Regions from separate parts of the Mus musculus genome. Here region 2 is linked to region 1. Evidence: chromatin loops called from intact Hi-C (ENCODE). Cell type or tissue: gastrocnemius. All regions are shown on one strand.

Region 1 (2,500 bases):
AGTTAACAGGAAGATGTAGTATTATCAGAAGTGCACACATCAGGGCAGTGGTGAGGCGGTGTTAGTAGGTGAGTGTCAGCCAGAGAAGGCTGTTAAGACTGCGGTCTGGGGCCTTACGATACCTCTGCGGATGACACGGGAAAGTCGGGGCATTCTGCTGCTTTACAGGGAGTTGACATTTTGCTGTTTGCCAACCATGGTTTACCATAATTGCGTGTTAAAGGATGGAGAATCTGCATGGAACAACGGTACATCAAATGTAAAGGGGAGCCAGTAAGAAACAAAGCCACAGAGAAGAGGTCTTCACCGTGGAGTCACTTTACACAGGTAATGAAGGCAAGGGTAGACAGAGCTGATGACAAACCGGAATACCAAAATTTTTAATAAAAAAATAAAGCTTTAAACAGAAAACTCAACCTGAGAGACGACAAAGCCCCTGGATGGGTAACCCTGTACAGACAATGGCTTCATGGGTCATTGGACAGAACACGTTTAAAAATATGGAGCGAAGAGATACAAATGGATGTGGCTGGTCCACGACTACTAGGGAAATGAAACACCTGCCAGGATGCTGTGGATGAGGGGTGCGCTGGGAGAGAGGGCCACAGCCTGGAGTCCTACCTTGGGTGTGCTGGCGGCAGCAGGCACCGGTGGGGAGGCTGCCTGGCAGGCATGACTCGACGCGGAAGTGGATCTGTTGGGGGAAGCTCCTCTGGATGAAGGGCGAGATCGGCGGCCTCGCGGTCGGAAGGCGGCCATACCCTGGCTGGCACCGTCTGCTAGGATGAACTTTTCCCGCAGCTCCATGTTGGTCCTTCCTTTAGCTGGATTGCACGCAGGCGGCAAAAGAAGAACAATGAACAGACAGGAAGAGAAAGCCTTCAGTCTCTGTGGGAGGGAGGGCACACCTGGCACCACACAGCACGCGGAGGACCTCGAGAACATCTTTTTGCCATGCCAGCTCCAACTCAGCATAACAAGAAGTTAAAAATGCATTCCTTCACAATGCATTCCTCTCAGAAACGAGGGACCATGGAGATGGGGAGGGGCGGGCTCACTCTAACACTAGACGGCAGCAGGAATAGCCAGTGTAAAACAAAGTCAGCATGAAAATGGAAAGCTCATGCTACCGTTAGTCCACCAGCTACGGATGCCCACACGTTGTCACCCTTACACCACACTGAGGAAGGCGGGGCCGTGTCTTTTACATGTATTGCCGAGGTCCGGAGAATGCCAGTATTTAGGATCGGGATTAAACAATTATATAAAATCAGAGATGGCTTGTTAGTCATGTAGATAACATAAAAGCTTTCAGAATTTTCACTCAAGTGAGGCAACTAGCATTTTAATTTTTTGGCCCTTAAAAAAAAAACAAAAACCCAAACCAAAACCAAACGGTTTTACCAACATGCAGTAACAGACACCAGACCCAGGAATCCACTAGAGGCCACCGGTGATGTAGCACTCACACAAACACATATGCACATGGAGAACGCTCCACGAGGACCCGATGGGCAACGTGTTAGCATGTGCTTGATCGCTGTGTAACACTGAGCGTGTTGCGTTTTCAGAGTTTATGACTAGAAGCCCCAGCTCGCTGCATGTGAGTTAAGCCATACGCGTGAATGAAGCGTATTAATATTAAAACAAATCATGAAAGCGGGAATGTGAAGGTGAAAGAGAGAAAAGGGAGAGGGAGGAGCCAAGGGGGGGGTGCCGACCTAGAGTAGGCTGAGTAGCAGTAATTGAAGAGTTTGATTCCGAACGCAACATTTTACTCCCGTGATGGTGAACTAGAAGAAACGACACAGGATTCCGGTCACATTAAAGAACGCTGTTAGCAGAGGAAACAAAGTACAGTGGTTGGATGTGCAGAGGGAGCTCAGACCCAGCTTTTAGCACACAGTTAGGAGAGAAGGCACATCAGGAGAAGAAGCTCTGCAAGGTCCGACTCAACCCGGAAGAAACAGCTGCAAAGGCTCAGCCAGCCATGCTAGCCCGTCCCCCTCAGGGCGCTTTGTAGCTCCACTGTGGTGTCCTACTCAGAGCTGCCTTTACCTCGGGCTGCACTCTTTGCACAGTGCAGTCCATGACGCCCCAAATGACACAATGGGCTGTAATGGAGCTGAGGGACTTTATCACCTGGCTGATGCTGTACCCATCTCAAGGGTGCAGTCTAAGAACCCTACTGATGTGTATGTGGTGAGCAAGCCCACTGCAGTTCCAGTCACAGAAAAGTGTAACACAGTTGCAGATAGGACAAAAAAATGCTGTAGCAGTGCCAACAAAGGCTAGGTTGCTTTTTTATGTTCTTACTGTATTATTGGAGCACATCATTTTTCTATATCTAAGAAGCTTTCTGTGGAACAGCTTGCTGTGTCAGACCAGCAGCAGCCGTATGCATCTTATGGTGATTGCACTTTCTGGTTGCATAATTTTAATTTTGTGCTCAATTCTGTCTCATTTTGTTTTATTCACACCACACTCTCACACACATATT
Region 2 (2,500 bases), 97 kb before region 1:
AAGTGGATGCTCACAGTCAGCTATTGAATGGAACACAGGGCCCTCAATGGAGGAGCTAGAGAAAGTACCCAAGGAGCTGAAGGGGTCTGCAACCCAATAGGTGGAACAACAATATGAACTAACCAGTACCGCCAGAGCTCATGTCTCTTGCTGCATATGTAGCAGAGGATGGCCTAGTCGGCCATCATTGGGAAGAGAGGCCCCTTGGTCTAGCAAACTTTATATGCCCCAGTACAGGGGGCTGCCAGGGCCAAGAAGTAGGAGTGGGTGGGTAGGAGAGCAGGGCAGGGGGAGGGTATAGGGGACTTTCAGGATAGCATTTGAAATGTAAATGAAGAAAATATCTAATAAAAAATTGGGAATCAAAAGAAATTAAAGCAAAGACAAAAGCCAGAAAAAAAAATAAGATAATCCAACATGCTTTCATAAATGTCTCCTGCCCCTTACTAAACTATTCCACCCTGGAACAATCACTTCAGGACCCTGAGCAACTCTGATTTGAAAACAAAACTGTCTGTGTTGGTAGTAGGTGAGAACTCAGAACATCTAGACAGTTGGAAGGGAGCATAATTTGAACTGGACTGTCTTGGGCTGACTCAGACTCTTACTGGACAGCAGATCTGAACGCTGACGTAATCAGTCACAGTAAATAGGTTGGCTGCCAAGATAAACGTATTATCATTGTGTGTTTATGCTAGAGTGGAAAAACACATTTCTGTCTTTGAAGGAGTATGTTTCCCTCCCAGTTGTCTCTGGAGTTAGCGATGGGTAGCAATTTAGTTGTCCAGACCCTCATTAATGCTAAATTCTTTCTAATTGGCAGAGGCAGCCATTGAGATGGAACTAATGTGTCCTGGCAGATGCAGCAGTATCAGGTGCCGTAAATGAGAACTCTGGAGCAAAGGCAGATGAGCATCCAAAGCCGCAGGGGCGCCCTTACCTCTGTGGAAACAAACAGCTTCTGTCCCTAGCACACAGTGACATTTCACAGATAGCATTTCCAAGGGCCACTTTCTCCAGGATGTTGTTCACAGATAAACGGAGTTTCTCTGGCTAGAAAGAAGACTGTGTGCTGGACCCTTTGGGGAGACCCCTCCCAAAAATCCGACTTATCTCCATCCTTAGCAGCACACAGGACGTTGGTGAACAGGGCTTTAGGCAGCTGCTTTCCCATTGCAAGTCCCTGCTGCATCTCACAGCGGGAGTTTGGTACCCTGACCTCCCTGCTGCCTTAGGTCTGCAGTTTGCTTTTCTCTGAGTAAAGACAACATATCAAGGGGAGTTTCCATCCTACCTGGTTTGTTAGCTCTGATCTTTCTCTAAAGAGCTCAGAAAGAAAATATCCAGACCCTGAGATGATCTTTTCTCTTATGCAGAGTACGTAGTCTCTATTATGGGATTATAAAGTGGGATTATAGAAGTTTCCGGAAAATGTTCTGGTCTCCGTTTTTGTTCCTGAGGCTCTGGTGAACTGAACTCTGTAGGAACTTCATGGAGATATGTAAAGTCCTTTTCCCAGTAGAGGACACTGAAGTGCTTCCCCAGAACTGAGCTTCACGGTTCTCAAAGTGTCTAAAATCAAGGCAGCTGCCTCCTATGAATCCCCAATTATCAGACATTAAAATTGTTACGTTTCAAACCCCAATGGCTGAGGTGCCTGTTTAACATATCAAAGTAGACCTGACTGCCAGGTTCTCAACATGGCCCAGTCCCTACCTGTTATAGGGTACAGCTGTCCCCTACTCCTGAACTCTCCAGCCCAGGGGTTGGGCTGTCCTTCCCGCAAAGGCTCTTCCATATATCATCCAGATGGTTTAGTTACCTGCCCCTTTTTAACCTTTGACCTTTTGGCTGCTTCACCTGCCCCTCTCTTCCTTCTCCCTTGCCCTCTACTTCTGCTTACATGGCCCAACGCAGCCTGGTCACGTCCACTCTGGGCTCTTCCAGATGTGTCTGCCTCTGGCTATGTTCTCCCTTTTATCTACAAAAAACTTTCTCCTCCTCCACATTTAGAAACAGTCATGTTCTTGGGTTTTTTTTTTTTTTTTAATTTCTTTTTTTCATTTTGAAGTAACAGGGGTAAAAGCAATTACTACTCCCTACCCATCTCTCCCTGCGGTCCTCAAGTCTCAGTCTTCGAGAGCTGTCTTGACCCAGACGATTCATCAGAGATAAGCCCTTTCTTTCTCATCATTACTTTTCCTCATCTAAAAACTTATATGCTAGAGTCCTCAGGTGAGTCAGGGTTTTGTTTTCTTCTCTGATAAATCCTTGATTTTAAGTCAGCAGAAAGTTTATTCTCTAAAGAATAGCATAATTTATTTTCTGGTGCAAACTTACCCCTGAATATCTTGTTTCTTGGTTATTTGTGCATGAGAGTATGCACTCACCTGCATATGTGTGCGTGTGCGTGCCCGTGTGTGTGCCTGTGTGTGTGTGTTTTATTTGTTTTCTTGAGACAAGATATCCTTGGCGCAGGCTGGCCAACTTGCCATCCTCC

What was found. Peaks named below come from ENCODE experiments on the same cell type or tissue, not always from the same donor. Only the 100,000 strongest peaks of a DNase experiment are listed, where the experiment ranks them.
Region 2: it touches region 1 in a loop (3-fold over the local background); 11 of 42 quality-filtered maps call a loop at or near these places.

What each region holds. Positions count from the first base shown.
Region 1 is chr1:34,301,154-34,303,653 of GRCm38, reverse strand. Dst (dystonin) reads right to left here. Exons shown (of 103, transcript NM_001276764.1): 99 at 1,722-1,793; 100 at 622-824; 101 at 123-233. Among named protein-coding and RNA genes, the nearest start is that of Gm26788, 120 kb to the right of the region's middle. In gastrocnemius, no CTCF peak of the experiment used is centred here; no DNase peak of the experiment used is centred here; H3K27ac peaks cover 19 bases.
Region 2 is chr1:34,398,002-34,400,501 of GRCm38, reverse strand. No RefSeq gene overlaps it. Among named protein-coding and RNA genes, the nearest start is that of Mir5103, 34 kb to the left of the region's middle. In gastrocnemius, no CTCF peak of the experiment used is centred here; DNase peaks (open chromatin) are centred at 898 and 1,150; H3K4me3 peaks cover 303 bases.